Regions from separate parts of the Homo sapiens genome. Here all the other regions are linked to region 3. Evidence: chromatin contacts called from ENCODE Hi-C or POLR2A ChIA-PET data. All regions are on one chromosome and are shown on one strand. Each heading gives the region's core, a stretch centred on a gene start or an enhancer-like site at or near the end of the contact. The rest is flanking DNA. Distances are from core to core; before and after follow the strand shown. Region 1 holds the start of IMP3 (IMP U3 small nucleolar ribonucleoprotein 3). Region 2 overlaps ANP32A (acidic nuclear phosphoprotein 32 family member A). Region 3 holds the start of PKM (pyruvate kinase M1/2).

What was found. A loop is a pair of places that touch in the nucleus more often than their neighbours do. ChIA-PET counts read pairs that join two places held with the same protein, here RNA polymerase II (POLR2A). Pooled maps may share reads with other maps.
Region 1: a loop to region 3 is called in a pooled map, with 7 times the contacts of the local background. The contact joins the promoter of IMP3 here to the promoter of PKM in region 3. A Hi-C loop is called at or near these places in 6 of 50 pooled maps. POLR2A ChIA-PET finds 5 or more read pairs at or near these places in 2 of 52 experiments (BJ and CD8-positive, alpha-beta memory T cell).
Region 2: a loop to region 3 is called in a pooled map, with 9 times the contacts of the local background. The contact joins the enhancer-like site here to the promoter of PKM in region 3. A Hi-C loop is called at or near these places in 1 of 37 single-sample maps with no recorded cell type and 3 of 50 pooled maps. POLR2A ChIA-PET finds 5 or more read pairs at or near these places in 1 of 52 experiments (activated CD4-positive, alpha-beta T cell).

The regions. Positions count from the first base shown.
Region 1 is chr15:75,637,295-75,641,780 of GRCh38, forward strand. IMP3 (IMP U3 small nucleolar ribonucleoprotein 3) reads right to left here and starts at 2,930. Exons shown (of 1, transcript NM_018285.4): 1 at 1,799-2,930. The coding sequence starts at 2,874. The coding sequence ends at 2,320. RefSeq lists an enhancer at 2,575-2,634 and a silencer at 2,925-3,084.
Region 2 is chr15:68,794,100-68,798,406 of GRCh38, forward strand. The region is part of intron 1 of ANP32A (acidic nuclear phosphoprotein 32 family member A); the gene reads right to left. Among named protein-coding and RNA genes, the nearest start is that of MIR4312, 5.7 kb to the right of the region's middle. RefSeq lists enhancers at 486-695, 1,046-1,295, 1,121-1,693, 3,603-3,682. Within about 2 kb of position 1,417, at least 30 of the 41 ENCODE cell types and tissues checked have a DNase peak (open chromatin) inside an H3K27ac peak, as active enhancers do.
Region 3 is chr15:72,228,513-72,232,584 of GRCh38, forward strand. PKM (pyruvate kinase M1/2) reads right to left here and starts at 2,678. Exons shown (of 11, transcript NM_002654.6): 1 at 2,604-2,678. RefSeq lists an enhancer at 1-167 and silencers at 1,550-2,059, 2,620-3,119.

The DNA of each region.
Region 1 (4,486 bases), core at 1,680-4,179, 3.4 Mb after region 3:
CTCCAAATGGGCAGACTATGCCCAGCCACCAGAGCTGGAGAGCAGGATTCTCTCTCCTTCCACTTATAAAGGGACAGCACTGAAACAAACATGGCCTCTGGAGTCACATGAGACTGGACTCGAAACCTAGCCTTGGACAGGTTGCTATTCCAATTGTTTCCCAAACTGAAGTTACAGATACCACCACCTACCTTGCAGAGTTGTTGGTAAGAGTAAATGGCAGCCTAGAACTAGCAGGGCCTAGATGAGAGTTAGTTCCCTTCCTAACTTGAATATCACCTTTTCCTTAATGCCTTCCCAGTTCAATGTTTGCTCCCTCCTCACACCTTTATACAGCATCCTGTGGAGACCGATCGAATTGCCTAGTGCTGCTGCTTTTCCCTGCTGGTTTGTAAATTCAAGTTCAGAGACTCTTTCTAAACTCTGACACACATCAAGGGCTGGGTGTGCTGACACTGACACAGTCCCAGTCCATTGCTTACTGGCTACGTAATCTTTGGTAATTTGACCCATCTCTGCCTCCATTTCCTCATCTGAAAAGTAGAGAATTGGATTCTCCACTTCATAGGATTGCTGGGAGGTTGAAATGGGCTAATATAGGTGGTGCACTTAAAAATGGAGCTGACATATAGTAGAAGTACTTGGTATTATATGATCCCATGATATAATAAGTCCCCTTCTCTAAATCATTTCTTCACCTAATGCTGCCTCACACCTGGGGAAGCGAACAAGGCACCACTAAAAGCCAATCCACTGATCTCGGCATCCTATTTATTCTCCTTTTAGAAGGCTTGGCCAGGCACGGTGGCTCACACCTGTAATCCCAGCACTTTGGGAGGCTGAGGCAGGATTGCTTGAACTTAGGAGTTTGAGATCAGCCTAGGTAACATGCCAAAACCCTGTGTCTACAAAAATTAAAAACTAGCCAGGGGTGGTGGTACATGCCTATAATCCCAGCTACTGGGGAGGCTGAGGTGGGAGGACTGCTTGAGCCCAGGAGATCGAGGCTGCAGTGAGCTGTGACAGCTCCACTGCACTCCAGCTTGGGCCTTGTGTGAAAAAAAAAACAAAAAGAAAAAAGAATAAAGAAATCTTGAGTAAAACTTGGTAGTCTCCCTTCTTATTCTCTATCACTGCTATCATCTAAATTTCCAGGAACCTCCTGGGCCACTTCTAACCGCTAGATGGCCAAGCTACAGAGTGATTATTTCCTTAGGCAAGCAAACATCCCAGCCCTCTAATACGGTATTTCCTGGGGCTGGAATATCAACAGGAAGTTATGTGAGGAAGAGCTCTGCCAAAACACTCATTCCAAGGAAGGGACTGGTAAAGTGACAAATTTGCCCAATCCTGTACAACATCCTGCATCCTCCACATGTGGCCCTGTTGCACATCTAATCCACAGGCAGGTCACTCGCTGCTGACTCTATTCTTCTCTGGGCTCCTGGGACGTATAAATATGACTCTATGTAAGAAAACCAGAGGCTGGGCGCAGTTTGCTCATGCCTGTAATCCCAGCACTTTGGGAGGCCGAGGCGGGCGGATCACGAGTTCAGGAGTTCCAGACCAGCCTGGCCAACATGGTGAAACCCTGACTCTACTAAAACCACAAAAATTAGCCGGGCGCGGTGGCGGGCGCCTATACTCCTAGCTACTCGGGAGGCTGAGGCAGGAAAATTGCTTGAACCCGGGAGGCGGAGGTTGCAGTGAGCCGAGATCGCGCCACTGCACTCCAGCCTGGGTGACAGAGCAAGACTCCGTCTCTAGAGAAAAAAAGAAAACCAGACAGATTAAAAAGTTGCACTTACAAAGCAGTTGGGGCATTTATTGACATTTAAACAAGGGAGGAGATCCTGAACACTAGTCTCGCTCAGTTTATAAAAACTTGAGGCCAAACTCTCCATCATCTGTACACAGCTTAACCACGGCCAGGAGCAAGAATTCGAGTTAAACGAATTGAACCAGTCCAACCACAAGACGATAAAGGGAAACAGGGCGTGGGGATTTCCAGTTTTTCCTTTTACATTACAAAGTTTCCAACACAAGAAGCCAACAATACCCCAGTGCTGCACCAAGTTACTTCCCACTGTTTCCCAAGGCACAGTCAATTAATAATCAGTAGTCCAAGTTCTAAGAACATTCCCTGGAAAACAAGGACGCACCTCCCGTGGCTCTATGCATGGCCTGCCACTGATGAATCAAATTCTTAAGAACCTACGACCGTCTGATACCCTTGAGGAGAGCACCCTCATAGAATCTCCAGCATCAGGCCTCAGTTTTCCCATCTGTAAAAGACAGCCATGCAAAGTGGGAGATCCGCTAGGCTTCCAGATCGAAGTCATCGCGCTCCTCATTGTACTCTAGCACGTGCCGCTTGATCTTGGACGAGTCCACCCAAGTGACAAAGTCCTCCATGCTGCGCGTGACAAGGAAGGCGGGGTCGGTAACCACGTCAGGGCCCACGCGTACGTGCCCTTGCTCCACAAAGGCCACGGCAGCCTGAAGGTGCTGCGCCATGCGCAGCTTGAGGAGCACGGTGGGGAGGCGGCGGCGGCAGAAGGACGAGGCCGTGACGAAGTCGCAGAGCTCCAGCGAACCGCGCGTGGGCACCAAGCCGAGAGCATACAGCTTGTCCAGCAGCGCGGCCGAAGCGCGCACGCGGAACTGGTCGCGTTCGGGCAGGTCGCGCAGGCGCCGCGCCAGCTCACGCACGGCACGGCTCAGCTGGTTGTAGCGCGTGTAGTCCTCCCGCCGCTGCAGCCGGTAACGCCGCAGCACGCGCAGCTCGTGCAGGTTGTGGTCGGTGACCTCCCAGTTCAGGAAGTCCACCTGCTTCAGCAGCTTCTGCTCGTGGAACTTAAGCTTCCGCACCATGATGGCGGCAGCCGCAGCCGCAGGACCCGAAGCTGAGAGCGCGTTCTGGCATCCGCGCGATTTCCGCCGCGGCGCCCCAAGACCTGGACGGCCTGGGACCCTGGGCCAATGAAAGAAAGACTTAAAGTCACGCCCTCACTTCCCATTGGCCAGGGTGGGACCACGCCTCTGCACTGGGATCTCGCGTTTCTTCTTTTCTTCGCGTTTGCGAGGGAGGGGGTAGAAGCACCGGAGGTGGGTGGTTGGGAGCGGGTCCCTAGGCGGTTCCGCGCGGTTTTTAGTAGCCAAGACTGTATCCCTTTCTGCGGCAATCATTTCCTCCTAGACTTCTGTCCTTTGGGGACTTTCAGAGTCTCCCCCGCAAGAGCTGAAGAGGCCATTTCTGGGGAAGAGGGGTGACTGCGGCTTGTTGATTGGGTTTACTGTGCTAACTTGCACTGGGCTCCTGCCATGCCTTGGGGGAGCTTGCCGGAGCCGGCTCTCCTGGGGCTGACCTGGTAGTCCCCGCCGCCCGCCAGCGTCAGGTCCTTCACCTGGCATGCAGAGCGATCTCTCATTGTCAAGTTGGGATAGGTGGCACCGAACCCATGAAATACTGATTGGCTGCTTCCTAGGCCCACAGAAAAGGGATCTATAAGGGAGTCGCCTGGAAATCTGTATTATTAACTAAAGTGTCAGATGATTCATAAAACCCAGCAAGTTTGAGAAACTTGGACTATAACTACAAGTCCAAACCCTTTAGTCTGTGCTCAAATGAATTATCCTGACATGAATTTCTGGCCACCAAGCATTGAGTTAACAAATTTAATGCTGTTTCCGCTAGTTGCATCTGTAAGTTACATCTGAGTATAGCGCTGCAGACCTAACCCCTTTTTGCCCGGGCATTTGACGCCACCTAGCTTCTCACTGATCATTTTTGTTTTGTATGCTTTTCATTGTCTTTTACAATACAATATTTGAGGGTTGGGCGCGGTGGCACATGCCTGTAATCCCAGCACTTTGGGAGGCTGAGGTGGGAGGATCATTTGAGGCCAGGAGTTCAAGACCAACCTAGGCAAAAAAAAAAAGAAAAAAGAAGCGAGATCCCACCTCTGTAAAAAATCTTAAAGAATTAGCCAAGCATGGTGGTGCGCACCTGTAGTCCTGACTACCTGGGAGGCTGAGGGGGAAGGATCATTTGAGCCCAGGACTTGTAGGCTGCATTGAGCTACAATGGTGCCACCGCACCCCAGCTTGCACAACAGAGCCAGACCCTGTCTCAAAAAGATATATATATATATATAAAATATTCGATATCTGGAAAATAATATAATATGTAAATTATAAAGTATAATAAATACTCATAAACTTAGCCAGTTTAAGAAAACATCACCAGGCTAGGCATGGTGGCTCATGCCTGTAATCCCAACACTGGGAGGCCAAGGTGGGAGGATCACTGGAAGCCAGGAGTTCAAGACCAGCCTGGGCAACATAGTAAGACTCAGTCCCTATGGACAAAAAAAAAAAAAAAAAATTAGCCAGGCATGGTGGCAGCACCTATAGTCCCAGCTACTGGTGAGGGTTTCGGGGTAAGAGGGGGGAGGATCCCTTGAAGCCGGAAGTTCAAGGATGC
Region 2 (4,307 bases), core at 167-2,666, 3.4 Mb before region 3:
CACCTAGGGTTGGATTAAATAAGAATGTACTTGGAGCATCCCCAGCTTGGAAAAAGCCACTTGCCTTCCCCTTTTTCCATGGCTATCTTTACTGTTGCGTACAGTCAAGGCACAAGAATGGAAACGAAGGGCAGGTTAGCAGATTTGAGTCAACTAAGCTGTCTGTACGGCTTCCTTATAGTAAATACGAGGCCTCTTAACCTGTTGGGGAACCAGGAATGGTGTGCTTAAAACCGACCCCTTTGGATTTTTACATCCACACCTTGTTTTGTTTTTCACACTAACCCTGACCACCCTTGATTTTCTTTTCCTTCACGGAGCAAGAATTCAATACATATTTGTAGCTTTGGTTTCAACCTTGTCAGTCCCTGACTAATTTGGTTTTCAGGTTCCAGTCTTTGCACACAAGAGAAGACTCATATCAAATTGACCCTGTGTTTTTTGGTGCTCGTGGGTTTTAAATAGGTCAGCTTTTAAATGGGCCATCCCCTGTTGCAGATCCCATTTCAGCTAGAAGGCCAAACTGTCTGAGACACCAAGGTTTTAGACTGGGGTGATAGATGCTTGTGATTTTGTTGTTTTAACCATAAAATCGATGGTTTTGCTGAACAGCCAGTGTGGCAAAACCTGCAGAAATCAGTCAGGTTCCATGTTGGGGAAAAGTGAAAGCTCTGACAGAAAAGTTAGACATTTTGAAAGCTAGAAGGGCCTTAGGGATCTCCTAGGCCAGTGGCTTTCTACATTTTACACCGTGGCTCAGTACACACGTTTTTGTGTGTGTATAGGCATACACAACTGAAAACAAAACTTAACACTTGCAATTACTTTCTTATGTTACTTAGAACAAAATATGTGTAACGTGACCTACAGTCTGCAAAACTCTGGTGTAGGTCAGTTCTCTTTTTTCAGAGGAAGAAGCAAGGTCCAAAGTTGGGGCCAGAGTCACTGTGAGCTGGGCGATTCGTTTCCCTGCAGCACACACCACCACCAGGCATCAGAACTCACATCCCCAGTGGAAGACCATGGAATTAACAGATCACTCGTGTAGCTTTCAAGTTTCTGCTAACAGGAGGCTATTCTGCAGCCTCAACAGTAGTAGACCCAGATCTCCACACCTCTAGAAGATCTTTTAAAACCTTAACTAGGGGCAGAGTCCCCTATTACTTTAAAACAAACAAAAAATCTCCCCAAGAAAAAAGCATCCACGTCTCTGATTTTTTTTGTTGTTTGTTTCCTACAATAGAGCTCTGAAGGCAGGCGGGGAGCACATGGCCCGGGGAAGTCGGTGACGCCATCCTTATTATTTTAGGGAGCCAAGGAACACAAGCTGAGGCGCGCTGCAGCGGTAATTAAGCTGTCTGCCAGGGCCCCGGCTCATAGGCTAAGCCGCCGGCGCGGGGAGGGCCCGCATTAACATAAACCCTGTGACTTGCTCCTGCACCGCCTGGAACCGGCTTCCTCTGTCTCCTCCCGCGGGTGTGAGAGGGACTTGGGTTTCTGCTTCACCAAAGCAGAGGAGCTGGTTCCACCGCAGATGTTCCTCCAGCCAGAAACACAGACTCAGGGCAGTACTCCGCAGGCTGGGGTGGCTGCAGGACCTGAGTTTTGGGCTTGCCAAATGGGCCTGTTTAGCTGGTGAATCCTAGCTGGGCCCCTCCCTGATATTGTTCCTTTGCTTCCTCCCCCTTAAACCTCCTTCCTACCTTCCAGCTGGTATAGACTCCACATCAAGGACCTGTCAGTTCTACCTCCCGCAGGAAGCCTTCCCTGACTGCCCAGCCTCTAGCCCAGGCCTGTCTGGTTTAAGAGCGTGTATAGCTCTTAAAAGTGTTCACAGAGGAGCAGGAACTGTTTTGGGGTCTGAAGAAGGGAAGGAGGGGTTTTGGGTCTAGCTTTGCTGGGGGATGGGAGCTGCAGTGTGGAAAAGGGGAGATGAAGGTTTTAGAACTGGCAGGGTACACGACCCAGTGAAAATCTTACAGACTCAACTCTTTTTATTTTGAGACAGTTTCGTTCTTGTCACCTAAGCTGGCGTGCAGTGGCGTGATCTCGGCTCACTGCAACCTCTGCCACCCAGATTCAAGCGATTCTCTTGCCTCAGCTTCTCAAGTAGCTGGAATTACAGGCGCCCACCACCACGTCTGGCTGATTTTGTATTTTCAGGAGAGACAGGGTTTCACCATGTTGGTCAGGCTGGTCTTCAACTCCTGACCTCATGTGATCCACCTGCCTCCGCCTCCCAAAGTGCTGGGATTACAGGCGCCCACCATCACACCTGGCTAATTTTGTATGTTCAGTAGAGACGGGGTTTCACCATGTTGGCCAGGCTGGTCTTGAACTCCTGACCTCATGTGATCCACCTGTCTCCACCTCCCAAAGTGTTGGGATTACAGGCATGAGCCACCACACCCAGCCGCAGACTCGACTCTTTCTACATGGTTGTTCCCCTCCTACCTTCAGTGGATGCTGGAAGACTGAAGAGGTAGGTGCTGGAGGACTGAAGAGGTAGGCACTGGAAGCAGAGTCCCAGCAGGTGGTGTGTGAACAGTAACCAGGGAAGAGAAGGAAAAGGGGCCAAGATGCACCAAGGTGTAGTGCACAGAATGCTTGTCAGGCACTCTGATGACCTGGGCTTTGGTCCGCCTTGCCGCTAACTTGCTGTGTGACCTTCGGGAAGTCACTACCACTCTCTGGGCTTCTCCTAGTCCTCTAGTCCATACACTGGACAATAGAGCCTGAGTGCAGAAATAAGGTCCCTCTAGTTTCAAAATTCTCTCGGTACATACACTTTGAGCCTGAGTGCCCACCCCACATTCAAACTCAGTCACTGTTCCGGAAAGAACGTGGCCAATTTCATGGGTCAAGGGGCCCAGGATTCATCACTGAGGGATGCCAGGAAGGAAATCTGGGACATGGGGCAGTTACCCTGGGTAATAAGTGAAATGGGAAACTCAATCATCTAATCTCTTAAAACATATCAGCACCCCCAAAATAAGTACAACTATATCAATTTGTAAAATTAATTACAACAAGTTTTTAAAAACCACACATCAGGATATAAAAACACCCCCCAGAGGCCCCGGGTGCTGGGTTCTGAATGTGGGAGTCCAGCATTGTCCCATCTGATGTCTATCCTCTCACAGGTCATTGAGTGGCCTCCAAGATGCCTGGGGTGGGAGGAGAGGAGAGACCAGGATCACCCATCACTACTCAGATCCATGAGCTGACAATTCAGTGATTCAAAACACAAACCACAGCCGTTCTTGGTGATCTTATTACAGAACCACAGCACTGCACCCATGCAACAGAAAAGCCACAGAGAATGAAGACCAAGGCCTAGAGAGCAAAGAGGGTAAATCCTGCTCAATCTTCCTAAAACGCTGCTTTGATCACATCACATCATGTCTCATTACTCCCCTGTCCAAAAGCTTTTAATGGCCACAGGGATCAAGTGCAAATCCAGAGTACGATTCCCAGACCCCCACCCATCAGTGCTCCCTGGCAAAACCCCTGTGCTTCCTCCCATCTCAGCCCTCTGCTAGCCTCCCTGATGTGCAGCAAAAATAATGACATCACTTGGCATTGCATGTTACGGTTTACAAAGTGCTTCTCCCCTCATAGACAATGGAAATTTTACCCCTTCTGTCCCTCCCAGGCAACCTGCCCCTGTCCACCAGGGCCCTGAATGCTGCTGAAGGCCAGTCATTCTTCCTCCTATCTCTCCCCCAACACAGCCTTGCTAAGGTCTGAGGTCTCAGTGTCACCCTAGTGCCCTCCCCAGAGGGGCTGGCTTTCAGTAAATGCTTGCTGAATGGCCAAACAGGCTAGGGGAGGGGTGGGGTGTGGGTGGGGAATGGCTCTGGAGAATAATCTAGATTACAGAAGGCTAACCCTTTATTCACTTTCTGAGGCAAAGCTCCCCACTAAAACCACTCTTAGAAAAATCAACTGTCCCAGCTGACAGATACGGTTAATTCTGGCTGCTGAAATCAGATTGGGAGATTGAAGCCCAGCTTGGCTGGGACCGCTTGTGGACTGCGGGAGCTGTCTGCTTAGGAAATCCCACTGGAGTCTTCAGGGAGCAGCCCAGGGTTTCTGCCTTGGAGTCCGGGATGGACCCCGAGTGGAGGAACTGTCAGCAAAATAGAAGTTAATTCATTTCTCCAGTGTTACTATTCAGAGACCCAGGAGCTGGCAATTCAAAGTTTCTGCCTATTCCAGCCCCCAGCATAACCCATCTAAGAAAACATGCCAATCAGACTCAGAGGCCAGGACGCATCCCACAGCCGTGGTGTAAGCGTCTGCCC
Region 3 (4,072 bases), core at 1,428-3,927:
TCACTGAAAGGGGAGAAGGGACTTTTTAAGCCTGCAAGAACCACAATGTAGTTTCCCCACTCACCCAGCGAAGATAATTCTCTCAAAAGCAGAATAATTGAAAGGTTGAGTCATCTTCCCCACAGAGCCCCACTCCCCCACAGATTTGGTGATACGTTACATTTCCCTTCCCCACAAGACAGCCCACTCCTGCCCCCACAGCACCTCAGGCCACCAAAGGGCAAATTATTTGCTAACAACGCTGCAGCAGGGGAGTCCTGACCTCCATCTCCTCTGTGACCTAGGGAGTGGCCACACCCTCAAGACGGCCAACTGGGGGCTACTGACCCTGGCTCCAATCCTAATCTCACCAGCAGGCAGAGCAAGTCAAGGGCTGGAATGTTCCTCTGGTAGGTAGTATTCTACTTACAGCGGAACACCAAAGGCTTAACTCAGCCCCTCCTTGCCTGCCTTTGTCTACAGGTCCCAATCTCAGATGACCAAAAAGCATCTGCTCCAAGCAGAGAGTTGGAAAGTTACATTATCAGTTACTTTGTCAATATTAAACCAGATCCCTTGGGGAACTGGTTTCCAGGAGACACGTGGTTATTCAGAGAGCCTGATTCCTCACGATTAGCTGTAGGCGTTTGGGGACAGTAGGAAGACAATGGATCAAGGCCCTTATGCTCAATTGTGGACTAAGTAATTGTGCTCAAAAATAATATATTCAGTCACAGGCTTTTCTTCTGGGTATTTCGCCAGAGATTAGACACTTACTGAGTGTGCCACATCCACGTAAGCATGAATCCTTTCAACCATCATGAGGAAAATGTTACTCCCAGTTTTCCCAGGGGAAACTGAGGTGTAGAGGCTGAACTCCTTCAGAGTCTCAGGAAATTAATGAGTCAAACCTGATTCTAAACGCCTTTTTGACAACTTCCCAATGTCTCTCTCCACGTGGACCTTCACTGTCGGCCTCACTTTAACCCGTACCAGCAAAGGTCCAAGCCCTGGGTCTGGAGTACGTAGATTAAGAAGCCAAGGGATGCCCTTACATGACTGAGTCTTTAAATGATCTTCAGACTGGAAGGTGCTTTCCTGCATCTTCTAATCCAGTGTGCTTGCCACCTGGTGAGACCTTACGAGGCTTCCTGTCCCCCTCCCTCCCACAGCAGGAAGCTCGTACCCCACTCCCAGCATTACAGGAGATACATTTTAAGATTGTGAGCTCGGTGGGCTATGACTCGTCTAGTCATCCTGGTCTCTAACTCTGACCCCCAAACAGCCCTTGACCCACACCGTTTGCGTTCAGTGAACGCGACAGATTTCCTGCCCCCTCCGTAACCAGATCCCCACCCCACCCCGCGGCCTCCGCGTTCCACAATCAGGACGCATTTGTTAAAAAATGTGCCGGATAATTAAAAAAAAAAAAAAGAAAGAAAAAAGAAAGGAAAAGAAAGAAACGTGCCGGAGAGGCGCGGAACGGGCGAGGGCCAGGAGGCCCCAGCAAAGCCTGCAGAGGTTTATCCCGCCCGTTACGAGGCCCAAGGCCATCGCCCGGTGAAGCGGGGTGGGCCCTGGGCGCGGCCGCTACGTGCAGCCCGGCCGCGGCGAGATGGAGCGTGGTCCCTGGCGGCCACCCGGCAAGGGCCGGTCGAGCTCTCGGGCCCCGAGCCATTCCCAGGCCCTCGCAGGCCGCCCATCTAATCCCGGCCACAGGGGACGGCACCGCGCCGCAGGGGCAACCGCCCTGCCTCCCGGCAGCGGGGCAGGCCAACGTTACGTAAGTCTCCAGCTGCCCCCGGGCCGCCGCATCCCGCCCGCCGCGCGGGGCACCCAGCCCAGCCCTCCGCCCGCCCGCCCCGGACACGGGGCCTCAGCACCGCCCGAGCCTGCTGGGAGCTGGGAGGCGGTGATGGAAAAGGGGGGTGGGACCGCGCTCGGAGACCGGAGCAAGTGGGCGGGCGCGACCAGAGCAGAGAGGGAGGGAGGGAGCGGACACGCCAGGCGAGGAAGGGGATGCGGGGGAGCGGACGTGACCAGCAAGCAGGGGGAGGGGCGGCGAGAGGGAACTGGGGCGCGGGAAGGGCGGTCGCGCATGAATGGAGAATGGACGCGGGAGGGGAACCAGAACGCAGTTTCAATGAGTTACACAGAAAGCATTAGAATCAGGGGACACGCACAGCTTGAAGAGGAGGGGGTGGAAGGACCAGACTTAAGGAGGAAGAGGGGAAAACGAGCACGGAACAGGCGGCGCGGAGAAAGGGGAAGCAAGGGTGGAATCAATCACGAGGGACCGAGAGAAGGCAGGCGAGGATGGAGGCGCATTGAGGATTGGGGCAGGAGGAAGAGGATGGGACCAGAATGAGGGGGTAGGGCTGGGGCGGGAAAGGAGCCGGCGGACCCGCCTGATCTGGAAGGAACGGCGCTGGGGACTTCTGAAGAGCAGGCCCCAGGCGTGAGGAGCCGTTCTCCTCTCTCTGAGCTCCACTGCATCCCAGACGCCCTGGATCCTGCGCCGCCCTGCCTGCGTGCCCGGGGCCGGCCGGCGCGCCGGGATTCCGCACTAGCCGGGCGACTGGCCCTTGGTGGGGACTGATGGCGTAGCCTCCTGCACCGCTCACCTCCGGCGCTGACCGACTCGGGCTACGCTGCAAAGACGAAGAGATCCGGAGCCACGGCGCGTGCAGCTGCTGTGCAAGGAGCCACTGCCTCAGCCTCAAGGTTATCCCGCTGCGGGCCGCCGCAATCCCTCCGCCGCCCCGCCCTCTGCCCAATCCCGGCTCCGGGCGACCCGGGCCCCGCCCCCTGCGTCCCCGCGGGCGCAGTCACCTTCAGGAGGAAGCGCGGCGGCGGCGGCGGAACGCGCGGGCAGGTTGCCCTTTCGGTGGGACTAAATTCTGCGGCGGAAGGACACAGATTCAGAGTCACATTTTAAGAAACCTGATGACCAATGGGGACGCGGCGGGGCAACGGGGCCCGCCCCCGGAGCGACTTTCCTCCCAGACCCCCGGGCGCCGGGCCACCTGTTGCCGCCAAGTTGGGCTGCCAGATGGGGTGTCTTTTCTTGGCTCTCGGCCCAGGCCACCCCAGCTGTCCCGGCCTACCTGGGCAGGGCCCAGATTTATGGGTTCCGGGGCAGCATTCTCCCGGCCCCGCCCTGCCACTCCCCACTCCTCCGGGTGTCTGCTCTGGCGCACCCTCGGAGACTGAGCTGAACGGAAAGTTGGGGAGAGCTGCAGACTTGTGCGTGGTTGGAGGTCCTGGCCGCCTTCGGAGGGGCTCTGGCACTGGAGCGGCAGTAGGGAGAACTAGGGACTGCGAAGTGGGCCTGGAGCGGGAGCGCGAGGCCGTTTTCCTCTTAGGACCATTCATTGTGTTAGGACCGCGGAACAAGGAAGGACCGGTTGGGGCCATGTGAATAATTTAGTAGGGTCTGGAATCCTGCAGAGCGAATGCCTCAGAGTAGAAAGTAAATAGACGGTGTTGATATTAGCGCAGAGCTGGGCATCTGGAAATATCAAGTCAGAACATTAGGGCCGATAACCTATGCAGGAGTCAGCATTTCTGTTTTCACCTTTGTCGTGTTTAAGTCAGTATTGTTGGAACTTTTCTTACATTTTTCTACAAGACATTTTCTGATTTCCCAGTTGTTAGCCAGCAACTAATGATGCGAGCAGTTATCAATTAAACAGCTGTTAACTCTTGCCTTCATTCACAGATACAATGTTGCGCATTCAAAATGTGAAGACCGTTCTCTTAGGTTCTTTTTTTATTTTCCTGGCAAAAGAGACCAAATGGGTGTGACCTGCTCAGGCATACCCGCTGCCTGCAGCTGAATCACAGGCCTTCATTCGCTTCCTGTTAGCTCAGATAAGCTGGGAGGAGACAGTGACAGCCTAAAAGTAAATTTCTGTTTGAAGTGAGATAAAAATCTTTCACTTTCTTCTGTAAGTCTTTCCTGGTCCCTTTAGTTGTTGTTGGGAAGGAAATGCTTGATTATTAAGGTGGTGAAAGAACATGAAGTTGTTGAGAAGGAAAAAAGACATGCCCCCCTAGGGAGGGTTAGATTCCTCTCTATCAGAGAAAGAGG